Regions from separate parts of the Homo sapiens genome. Here regions 1 and 2 are each linked to region 3. The links are chromatin loops, found by intact Hi-C in ENCODE. Cell type or tissue: PC-3. All regions are shown on one strand. Region 1 has its middle 24 kb from the start of ARHGEF19. Region 2 has its middle 3.7 kb from the start of SZRD1. Region 3 has its middle 5.1 kb from the start of FAM131C.

The links. Peaks named below come from ENCODE experiments on the same cell type or tissue, not always from the same donor. Only the 100,000 strongest peaks of a DNase experiment are listed, where the experiment ranks them.
Region 1: a loop joins it to region 3, with 10 times the contacts of the local background. A loop is called at or near these places in 109 of 110 quality-filtered maps.
Region 2: a loop joins it to region 3, with 11 times the contacts of the local background. A loop is called at or near these places in 85 of 110 quality-filtered maps.

What each region holds. Positions count from the first base shown.
Region 1 is chr1:16,186,314-16,190,313 of GRCh38, reverse strand. No RefSeq gene overlaps it. Among named protein-coding and RNA genes, the nearest start is that of ARHGEF19, 24 kb to the left of the region's middle. In PC-3, a CTCF peak has its summit at 2,381 (motif pointing right); DNase peaks (open chromatin) are centred at 1,123 and 2,363; H3K27ac peaks cover 3,704 bases.
Region 2 is chr1:16,361,500-16,365,499 of GRCh38, reverse strand. No RefSeq gene overlaps it. Among named protein-coding and RNA genes, the nearest start is that of SZRD1, 3.7 kb to the left of the region's middle. RefSeq lists enhancers at 1,772-1,921, 1,992-2,041. In PC-3, a CTCF peak has its summit at 1,955 (motif pointing right); a DNase peak (open chromatin) is centred at 1,969; H3K4me3 peaks cover 251 bases.
Region 3 is chr1:16,076,758-16,080,757 of GRCh38, reverse strand. No RefSeq gene overlaps it. Among named protein-coding and RNA genes, the nearest start is that of FAM131C, 5.1 kb to the right of the region's middle. In PC-3, a CTCF peak has its summit at 1,714 (motif pointing left); DNase peaks (open chromatin) are centred at 1,667 and 3,707; H3K27ac peaks cover 2,249 bases.

The sequences.
Region 1 (4,000 bases), 110 kb before region 3:
CTGGCAGTCAGGGTGGGCTTCCTGGAGGTGGTGCCACTGAAGCTGCATCCTGAGAGCTGAAATGGAGGTGACAGGAGGGGGACAGTGCAGAGCCGAGTGGCCACTCTGGGATTCCTTGTTGATCCATGTGGTGACCTGTTTTCTGTTGTCTCCCCCACTGGACCGTGAAATCCATGAAGAAAGGGCCTCTGGCTGTCTTCCCAGTGCTGTGGCCTCATTGCCAACTGCCATGCCTGGAACCCAGGAGCAGCTCAGTGAATATTTGTTGCTGGGTCTGAGCCCGGCTCTGCATGAACCCTGAGCCCGAGCTCATAATTGCCCCTCAGACCCGCTCTGCTTCCAAGTCCCACCCCAGCTCTCTTCCCTCATTTGAGCTACTTGGTGCCAGTATGGTGGGGTGGAGGGTCTGGATGCCCTCGGGCTGTGGGCGGGGCTGCCCCATCTGGGCTGAGACTGCCCTGGACACCAGGAGACCCACTGGGCCGCTCTTTTTTTTTTTTTTTTTAGATGAAGTCTCACTCTGTCGCCCAGACTAGAGTGCAGTGGCACCATTCTGGGTCACTGCAACCTCTGCCTCCTGGGTTCAAGCGATTCTCCTGCCTCAGCCTCCTGAGTAGCTGGGATTACAGGCGCCCACCACAGCGCCCAGCTAAGTTTTATATTTTTAGTAGACACGGAGTTTCACCATGTTGGTCAGGCTGGTCTCGAACTTCTGACCTCAAGTGATCTGCCCCCCTCAGCCTCCCAGAGTGCTAAGATTACAGGTGTGAACCACTGCGCCTGGCCTCGCTTGGCCACTCTTGTCACCCTGACCGGGATTTGAACCTGGGTTTGCTCTCACTTCCTGTCCCCAAGTGTGCCTTCCCCTTCCCAGGATCCCACTCTCCCGGCGTTTGTCTCCCCCCAGATTGTATTTCTGATGCTACTGGGAGAAAGAACTAAAATAAATGGGCTGACGTTGTAGCAGGAGGGACTCTGGTGGGACTTAAGGCAGAGTTTGCCAACTGTGGGAACTGTCTCAGACACCTGGGCGAGTGGAGGGAGTGAAGCTGGGGAATTTCTTCCCCTGAGCAGCGTGAAGAACAGGATGAACAGTCATCTGCTTGGGTGGGGCACAGCGGGGTGGAGAGGATGACCTTTGGAAGCCACTCTCAAGCTCTTGGCTCATGAGCTGCCCTGAGGGTTGGGAGCTGGTCAGGAAGGAGGAAGGGGTAAGCTATTGGGTCTAGCGTTTCGGCTGCTGGAAGGGTGTGGGAGGAGAAGAGGGGCACTGAAGGAGGCAGAAACCAGGCCTGCTTTACTTAAATGAGGCAATAGGATTTGGGGGATTGGAAGGTTCCTTAGAGTTTCCAAAGCAGGGTGTGGGAAAGTCCAGCACCGGGTTTGGAGGCAGGTGGACCTGGCTTGAGTCTTGCTTTAACTTATAAGCCACGATGCTCTAGGCAAGCTGCTTCCCCTCTCTGAGCCTCAGTTTCCTCATCTGGTAAACGGGCATGATAATGCAGCTACAAGAAGGTGATGCCTTGGAAAAGGACTTCGAAAAAGCCCTATGCAAAGGGGAGTTGATCTCCCAGGACAGACTGGCCAAGGATTAGTATATAACGACAGCCATGTTATTCTCTCCAACCCAAGTGCCAGGTGTTAGGTCTTTTAATAGCCACCTAAATTCCAGAAGGGTATATTTTGGAGGCCAATTTAGTTCAATAGATGGTTTGTTGTTGTTGTTGTTGTTTGTTTTGTTTTTGACAGAGTCTCATTCTGTCGCCCAGGCTGGAGTGCAGTGGTGTGATCTAGGCTCACTGCAATCTCCACCTCCTGGGTTCAAGCGATTCTCAAGTCTCGGCCTCCTGAGTAGCTGGAATTACAGGCATGTGCCAACATGCTTGGCTATTTTTTGTATTTTTAGTGGAGGTGGGGTTTCACCATTTGCCCGGGCTGGTCTCAAACTCCTGAGCTCAAGCAGTCCTCCTACCTCGGCCTCCCAAAGTGCTGGTGTTACAGGCATGAGTCACCACGCCCGGCCAGGTGTTAGGTCTTTTAATCCTTATAACAACCCTATTTTTGTCACCCCGTTCCACAGATGAGGAGTCTGAGGCTCAAGGAAGTGACATGACTTGCCCAAGGTCACATAATCAGTTGGAACTTGACTAGGGACTTACATTCCCATCTGATTTCAGTCCAGAACCCTGCACTCTGTTTGGTGCAGCCTATGATTGACGGAGAAGGTACTTGGCAAACCATAAAGCAATGAATATCATCATCATCGTCATCGCCATCATCGTCATCATCATGAGTAGCAGCAACAGCATTTTATTTTTTTAGGGCAATTGCGGTTCTACAACGGCAGTAATGGGAGCAGCATCCTTCCCAGCCCAGCCACCAGAGGGCGGCAGAGCCCAGGGCTGGGATAGCGGGGTCCTCCGAGCGCAGCCTGCTCATTGCCCACATTCCTGTGGGTTGAGTCCTCCTGAGGCTTGGCTGTGTCTGTGGGGCAGGGGTAGGGAGTAGGGGCAGGGGCAGTGGGCTGGGTAGAGGGAAGGGAGGGCATAGAGCCCTGGAGACAGGAGCACATGGCCAGTCCTGGCCTCAGCTGTGAGGGTTCCTAAGTCTGAAACATGCTCAGAGGCTCCAGAGACCACCCCCTTGGTCCTATGATGTCCCAGTCCTTCATGTCAAGTTCTTCTTCTTCTTTTTATTTTTCTTATATAAAAATATGAATCACAGAAATAGTTAGTGGTTGTATTTACAATTTGAACTTCATTATCACATGGCACAGTAACTCACATAATGTATCCATTCTTTATATTGGTGTAATTTTTTTTATACTTTAATTTCTGGGATACATGTGTTGAACATGGAGGTTTGTTACATAGGTATACACGTGCCATGGTGGTTTGCTGCACCCATCAACCCGCTATTTACATTAGGTATTTCTCCTAATGCTATCCCTTCCCTAGCCCCCCATGCCTCCCTTTTTTTTTTTTTTTTTTTAAGAGTCTCGCTCTGTCACCCAGGCTGGAGTGCAGTGGCACAATCTCAGCTCACTGCAACTTCCGCCTCCCAGGCTCAAGCGATTCTCTTTCCTCAGCCTCCTGAGTAGCTGGGATTACAGGCATGCACCACCATGCCAGGCTAATTTTTGTATTTTTAGCAGAGATGGGTTTTTGCCATGTTGGCCAGGCTGGTCTCGTACTCCTGACCTCAGGTGATCTACCCACCTCGGCATTCCAAAGTGCTGGGATTACAGGCGTGAGCCACTGCCCCGGATATGCCAAGTTCTTGACTGAATAAGGGGACAATAAAAATCACCGCCACTGTGCACTGAGTGTTGTTTACCACTCCATTGGCACCAATTATGCCCTTTAATCCTTGTAACTCTGCTAGGAGCAGGTTCTGTTCAACTCAGCCAAACTTTACTAAGAAGGAAAGGGAAGCTCAGAGAGGAGAAGTGACTTGCCTGAAGTCACACAGCAAGTAAAAGGCAGAGCTTCTTTGAAACCAGACCCACCAGACCTAGGCCTACTCCCCGAAGCCCTTGACTATCACAACTTCCCCGACCCTAGCTCTGCAGCGATTCCAGCTCAAAGTGTAAGCATGTTCCCCAGCCCCCAGGATTCTCACAACAGCTTGAGAGGCTGGAAGTGAAGACACGGAGGATGTGCCAGTGCTGTACCCGAGCCCACTCAGACGGGCTCTCAGGAGGAGCTCTGCCCAGGCCGGGCACAGTGGCTCACACCTGTCATCCCAGCACTTTGGGAGGCTGAGGCAGAAGGATCACTTGAGCTCAGGAGTTTGAGACTAGCCTGGGCAACATAGTGAGACATCATCTCTAAAAAAATTTTTTTTGACAGGGTATGGTGGCTCATGCCTGTAATCCCAGCACTTTGGCAGGCCGAGGCGGGCAGATCATGAGGTCAGGAGATCAAGACCATCCTGGCTAACAAGGTGAAACTCTGTCTCTACTAAAAATACAAAAAGTTAGCTGGGCGTGGTGGTGGGC
Region 2 (4,000 bases), 280 kb before region 3:
CAACATGGTGAAACCCCATCTCTACTAAAGATACAAAAATTAGCCGGATGTGGTGGCAAGCACCTGTAATCCCAGCTACTTGGGAAGCTGAGGCAGGAGAGTTGCTTGAACCCAGGAGGCAGAGGTTGCAGTGAGCCAAGATTGCGCCATTGCACTCCAGCCTGGGCAACAAAGCGAGACTCTGTCTCAAAAAAAAAAAAAAAGGCAGGGAGATAAGCAAACACCATGTGTTTATATTCTTACTGACATGTTCCTGTTTTTCTCTCAGTTTTAAATACATGTCATTCAGTAGTGTTGCATTTGGCTGCTATAACCAAGTTATCTGACTTGGAATGTGTTTTTTCTTGTATTTTTAGTATGCCATTAATCTTTCTGAAGTAAAACCTTCCTGCTGTGAAATTTCATAATTTGTATTCTTTTTTTTTTTTTTTTAGACATAGTCTCACTGTCGCCCAGGCTGGAGTGCAGTGGCGCAATCTTGGCTCATTGCAGCCTCTGCCTCCTGGGTTCATGTGATTCTCCTGCCTCAGCCTCCCGAGTAGCTGAGACTATAGGTGCTTGCCACTATGCCCAGCTAATTTTTGTATTTTTAGTAGAGGCCAGGTTTCACCATGTTGGCCAGACTGGTCTGGAACCCCTAACCTCAGATGATCTGCCTGCCTCAATCTCCCAAAGTGTTGGGATTACAGGTGTGAACCACTCTGCCCGTCCTGTTATTTGTATTCTTAATGATTATCATCATAAACTGCAACCATGTGTTAAATGTTACTGGTCTTTATTTAGAAGCTTAAGTGATATGCTTACTAATTCTCTGGTTTCACAACTTCCTGACTCTGAAATATTGTTCATTTCCAGGGTCTGTCCTCAGTCCACTGTTCTTACCTAGATGTTCATGGTATAAGCCACCCACTGTATGCTGAAGACTGCCAAAGTTGACTTCTAGCTGTGAACTGACCTGGTGTTTCTGATTCTGATTTTTACAGCTAGGCTTCTTATTGCCATCTCCACATGGATATTCCACTAGCAGCTTTTAAGTCTCTAAAACTCAAGTAATTCTCGGCCGAGCGCAGTGGCTCACGCCTGTAATCCCAGCACTTTGGGAGGCCAAGGCAGGCGGATCACGAGGTCAGGAGTTCGTAGACCAGCCCGACCAACATGGTGAAACCCCGTCTCTACTAAAAATACAAAAATTAGCCAGGCGTGGTGGCGCATGCCTGTAATCCCAGCTACTCAGGAGGCAGAGGCAGGAGAATCGCTTGAACCCGGGAGGTGGAGGTTCCAGTGAGCCGAGATCATGCCACTGCACTCCAGCCTGGGTGACAGTGAGATTCCATCTCAAAAAACAAACAAACAAACAAAAACCAAAAAAAAAAACCACACAAAAACTCAGTAATTCTGTTGAGTTCACCAATTTCATGGATTTTTGGCTTATTCACTCTGTGAGATTATATTTACTTGGAATACATTCTACTGTGAACCCATTCGTTGAAGTAAATTATCCTGACTGAGTCTTGGCAACAGCAAAGTGGTTGAAACTGTCAGACGGGGCTGGGCGCGGTGGCTCACGCCTGTAAATCCCAGCACTTTGGGAGGCCAAGGCGGGCAGATCACGAGGTCAGGAGATTGAGACCATCCTGGCTAACACGGTGAAACCCCGTCTCTACTAAAAATACAAAAAAAAAAAAAAATTAGCCGTGTGTGGTGGTGGGCGCCTGTAGTCCCAGCTACTCGGGAGGCTGAGGCAGGAGAATGGTGTGAACCTGGGAGGCAGAGCTTGCAGTGAGCCGAGATCGCACCACTGCACTCCAGCCTGGGCGACAGAGCAAGAGTCCGTCTAAAAAAAAAAAAAGTATACAGAAACTGTCAGACATAACCTCGTTCTGGAGCAATAGTTTTTCCTAAATGCAAGTGACTCCTATATTTAAGCTTTGTCGTTATGCCATATTACCAGCAGAGGGAGATGGTTTCTTACAATTTAGCATATTGGGCAACGACCCTTAACAAAAGCATTAGTTGTGCATTTCTGGGACTGCATTTTCAAGGAGACAAGAAAGATGGAGACCTTGGAAATCATCTGAAAATGCTGCAAATGAAATAGTTTTTGTTCCACAAAATGGGTAACCAGGAGGTCAGTCTTAGTTAATCACATAGACCCCTTGTGACCTTGGGCAAGTCTCTTCTCTCTCAGTCTGATTCCTCATCTGTAAAATCAGGGATGGAACCAAATTAGCTCTAAAATTGAAAAAGTAGTGGCAGTTTCTTCTTCCAGGGATAAGCCCAAAAAGTTGAGGCAGTGGCGGCCTGGCACCGTGACTCACGCCTGTAATCCCAGCACTTTGAGAGGCCGAGGCAGGTGGAAGATGAGGTCAAAAGATCAAGACCATCCTGAACGTGGTGAAACCCCTTCTCTACTAAAAATTCAAAAATTAGCTGGGCGTGATGGCACGCGCCTGTAGTCTCAGCTACTAGGGAGGCTGAGGCAGGAGAATCGCTTGAACCTGGGAGGCGGAGGTTGCAGTGAGCTGAGATCATGCCATTGCACTCCACCCTGGCCGATAGGGTGAGACTTTGTCTCAAAAAAAAAAAAAAAGTTGAGGCACACAATACACAGGTATTGTCAGAGGCCCTAAAGCATGAGTCTTTCTCTCTCTCTCTCACTCTTTCTGCTCTCACTCGGTCACCAGGCTGGAGTACAGTGGCACAATCATGGCTCACTGCAACCTCCACCTTCCAAGCACAAGTGACCCTCCTGCTTCAGCCTCCTGAGTACTGAGTAGCTGGGACTATAGGTGTGTGCCACCACACCCAGCTAAGTTTTTGCATTTTTTTTTTTTTTTTGGAGATGGAGATTCTCTCTTGTCACCCAGGTTGGAGTGCAATGGCGTGATCTTGGCTCACTGTATCCTCCGGATTCAAGCGATTCTCCTGCCTCAGCCTTCTGAGTAGCTGAGATTAGAGGCCTGGGCCACCATACCCAGCTAATTTTTTTTTTTTGACAGAATCTTGCTTTGTTGCCCAGGCTGGAGTGCAATGGTGTGATCTCGGCTCACCACAAGCTCTGCCTCCCGGGTTCAAGCGATTCTCCTGCCTCAGCTTCCCAAGTAGCTAGGATTACAGGCGCCTGCCACCAAGCCTGGCTAATTTTTGTATTTTTAGTAGAGACCGGGTATCACCATGCTGGCCAGGCTGGTCTCAAATTCCTAACCTCAGGTGATCCACCCGCCTCGGCCTCCCGAAGTGCTGGGATTACAGGTTTGAGCCACCGTGCCCAGCCCGGTGTATTGTATTATTAGTGGAGACAGTTTCTCCATCTTGGCCAGGCTGGTCTCAAACTCCTGACCTCAGGTGACTTTTTTTTTTCCTGAGACAGAGAGTCCACTTTTTTTTTTTTTTTTTTTTTGAGACGGTGTCTTGTCTTGCTCTGTTGCCCACGCTGGAGTGCAATGGCGTGATCTCAGCTCACTGCAACCTCTGCCTCCCAGGTTCAAGCAATTCTTCTGCCTCAGCCTCCTGAGTAGCTGGGACTACAGGCACGTGCCACCACGCCTGGCTAATTTTTGTATTTTTAGTAAAGACGGGATTTCACCATATTGGCCAGGCTGGTCTCAAAGTCCTGACCTTGTGATCTGCCCGCGTCAGCCTCCCAAAGTGCTAGGATTACAGCCATGAGCCACTGCGCCCAGCTTTTTTTTTTTTTTTTTTTTTTTTGACAAATTTTCGCTCTTGTTGCCCAGGTTGGAGTGCAATGGCATGATCTCAGCTCACCACAACCTCCGCCTCGCGGGTTCAAGCGATTCTCCTGCCTCAGCCTCCCGAGTAGCTGGGATTACAGGCATGCGCCACCATACCCGGCTAATTTTGTATTTTTAGTAGAAATGGAGTTTCTCCATGTTGGTCAGGCTGGTCTCGAACTCCCGACCTCAGGTGATCTGCCCGCCTCGGCCTCCCAAAGTGCTGGGATTACAGGCGTGAGCCACCTCGCCCGGCCGAGATAACTTTC
Region 3 (4,000 bases):
AACCCATTGTAGGTGCTGCTTCAATCAATATTTGATGAATAAAGGTGTGAACAGAGAGTAAAACAGGCAAGACCTCTGTGGGACTCGAAGGATGTGTGAGGTATGGACTGATTGTGACAGGGTGTGCAGCTTGTGCAAATGTCCAGAGGCAGGAATGGGGGAGATGCTCAGGCCCCAGGGGTTTCCAGGCTCAGAATCGCCCTGAAGGTCAAGATAGAGGGGACTGCCAAGAGTTTAAGGGCTGCCCCAGCATGATGATGGCTTGGACCACCTTCTCCCCCTCCTAGAGTTACTGGGAGGGTGAAACAGGACAGGAGGGTAAGGGTCTCCAGACAGCTCCTGACACGCAGAAAGGCCTCAGCTGCCATGATGATTATTGGTACTGTTTTTCTTTAGTTTGTTTGTTTTGTTTTGTTTTATTTTGTTTGTTTTTTTTTTGAGACGGAGTTTCGTTCTTGTTGCCCAGGCTGGAGTGCAATGCCGCGATCTCGGCTCACCGCAACCTCTGCCTCCCGAGTTCAAGCGATTCTCCTGACTCAGCCTCCCGAATAGCTGGGACTACAGGCATGTGCCACCGTGCCCGGCTAATTTTGTATTTTTAGTAGAGACGGGGTTTCTCCATGTTGGTCAGGCTGGTCTTGAACTCCCAACCTGAGGTGATCCACCCGCCTCAGCCTCCCAAAGTGCTGGGATTACAGGCATGAGCCACCTCACCCTGCCGATTATTGGCACTGTTAATAACCCAGACACCTGAAACTGCCCCTCAAGCTCCCACTAATGGCTTGACCTGGTCAGCAGGGCTCTCGCCGCACTGGGGCTGGGAGTAAACACCTGTTTACTCACCAGGCTAGGAGCTTCCCCGGCACAGGGACTGGATTCATCCGTGTTCCCAGTGCTCAGGACAGGGCCTGGCAGCATGGCTGTGTCTCCTGCATCAGACTTGGAATTCCCTAAGGGCTCTGTCTCCCCCATCAGACTAGGGGCTCAACTTTCTGTCTCGGCCTATCCCACCTAGTCCAGCCTGCTTTCCTGGGGAGGGCTCTGACCTAACATCCAATTCCAGTCGGAGCCTGGAAGTGAGAGTAGGCATATTCCGAGAACGGCCTGTGACTTTCTCAGGCTCCCCAGAAAGGCCCCAAGTCCTAGCCCCGGGGAAACCCCAGGCGGGGCCAGGACACCAGAAGTGACACCTAGCACCTGACTCCTCCAGACTGGAGCAGCGGGTCCTGCTGGCTGTGGTGTTCCAGTCCCAGCTGTGCTCCTAACTGGCCTTGGTTCCTTTCCTGGGGTTCAGTCTCCGCATCTGTACAATGGGGGTCAGGACCACGTGTTGTCTGACTTCAGGAGCCTGGCTAGGCTATACAGAGACTTTGTGCAAAATTGTAAAAGGCCTTCCCTCTGGGTAGATGCACCCTGTGAGTGCACAGCTTAGAGGAAGTGACACCTTTGTGCTAGGAAAAAACCTCCCTGTCCTGGGGCAGACACAGAGCTCTACACAACGGTAGAGCTCAGGGCTTTGGGACCAGAGCACGGGCAGGTTTTGGTCCCCTCCCACTCAGCCAGGCTCCTCTGTGCAGGGTGCAGCATGCACCACCCAGAGCCATGGCTGGGGCTGAGTTACCAGCAGGGTACTTTCTGGGTCAGCAGACGGCGGGAGGAAGGAAAAGGAAAGCAACAGAGAATGATGCTGTCTCAGGCTGCCCCCTGATGGCCAGCGGCTGCCTCACACTCACAGCTCTGGAAAAGCAACAGTTCTAGCAGGGGGGCTTCCTTCTACCTGCAGAGATCCTGAGATCTAGGAATTGGAGTACCAGCCCTCTGAACCTTGAGGAAGGGACCCTGTCACATAGCAGCCACCATGGGCCAGGACAGGGCCGGGCATTTTAGAGATGAACTCAGGGCGCCTCTTTTTTTTTTTTTTTTTTTTTTTTTTGAGACAGAGTCCCTCTCTGTCACCCAGGCTGGAGTGCAGTGGCGTGATCTTGGCTCACTGCAACCTCCGCCTCCTGGGTTCAAGCGATTCTCTTGTCTCAGCCCCCAGAGTAGCTGGGATTACAGGTGCATGTCACCACGCTGGCTTTTTTTTTTTTTTTTTTTTTTTTTTTTTGTATCTTTAGTAGAGACTGAGTTTTCCCATGTTGGCCAGGCTGGTCTCGAACTCCTGACCTCAGGTGATCCACCCGCCTCGGCCTCCTAAAGTGCTGGGATTACAGGCATGAGCCACCGTGCCCAGCCCAGAACACCTCTTTACCCATCAGACTGAAAGCTCCCAGGGAGGGGGCTGGTCTCACCTCAGTGTCCCCATGCCCAGCACAGTTGCCGTGTCTCTTCTGTCAGACTTGGAGCTCCCTGAGGGCTCTGTCTCCCCCATCAGACTGAGAGTTTACCCTTCTCTCTCTTTCCCTAGTCCAGCTGGTTGCCTGGGGGTGAGGCAGGGAGATGACCTGACACCCAACTCCAGCCAGCAGCCCCCAGTCCTGAGCCTGGAGCTGAAAGTGGGCCCATTCTGAGGTCAGCCTGTGGCCTTCTTTCTCAGCCTCCACCAAAAGGCCCCAAGTCCTGGCCCCTGGAACCCCCCAGGCAGGGCCAAACCTCCAGAGAAAGCAGGGAATTCTCCTGGAAACTCATGTGCACCTCCATCTCACCGAGAATGAATGGAGGGGGGATTTGGTTCACAGATGAGGAAACAAGAGATGTGCTTTGGACAAAGACCAGATTCCACTGTGAGGCCCTGCAGGAGCTGCCACCTCTATCCTCCTCCCAGGACCTGGTCCCTCCCTCCCACCTCCGGACCGTGGCCATGGCCTAGCCTCTCTGCCCAGCCCCTCTGCCTTGGAGGCCCTCCCCTCTCTCTACCTAGCTAAATCCCACCCATCCATCAGCTGTGGGCTCTGTCATTGTCATTTCTCTGGATGTGCCTTTCATGCCTGGGACCAGATGAAGTCCTCTTCTTCACTCTCAAGGGCTCCTTTCTGAGCGCTTCCAGGGCCGTGATTCTAAATGTATCTGGGTCATTATTGAATTAACACCTGCCTCCCCCACCAGAACCATAAGCTCCAATGAGCGGGGCCCTTGTCCGTCTCATTCATGTCGTAATCTCGGCACAGACTGCGCTTGTCACACAGCAGGTGCTCAGTGAGCAATTGCTGGATGAATGAAAGGTTGAATCAGTCCTGGCTGATTGAACCAGTCCCACGTTCTAGATATGGGACCTTGGGCAAGTCTCACTTTCTCGCATTCATTCAGCAAATACTTATTGAGCATGGATCTACTGCATGTTGGTTTTGGCACAGGATTCAAACCCAGATCTGACTGGCTTCTGATGCTGTTCTCTTTCTGCTTTTCAAGCTCTGCCCTTCTTGCGATGTTTGGGGCCTGGGGAAGGGGTCCAGCCCCACCCTCTCCCACTGGTCCCTGGATGTCATATATGCCAGTCTGCTGTGGCCCCCTGCCTCCAAACATTTGTGCACACAGAGCCTTCTACCACCAACAGCCCACTCGACCTTCAAAATCCGCTTCTAGGGTCACGATCGCCTGAAAGCCATCCCCATAGCCCTTGGCAGAAGTGACTCTCCTGTCACACACTTGGCTGGCATGGAGATGCAGCACTGTCCACCCTGACCCTGCGCTATTTATGCACGTGGCTCCTGCAGCGTCCCCGCCCCACCCCCAGGGCTGCCAGGGCAGGGCCTGGTCTGATTCATCGCTGTAATGGTTGGCCTTGATTAATCTTTCTCTGATCAAACCCTGCAGCAGCTCCTCTTCACGCTCCAGTGCCCAGCCAATCAGGGCCAGGCACTCAGGGCTGATGCATGCTCGGAGCAAGGCCACCGGAGTGGGGGTTCTGCCTGGATCCCCGAAATCATGGCAAGAGAATGGGCTGCTAGGTGTGAAGGGCACAGCCTGGACACTCTCTCCTCTCCACTCTAGCCCAGCAGCGGCATGGCAAAGAGGGCCCTGGGGGCGGGCAGTGGAAGGTCACAGGGCAGATGGGCTATGG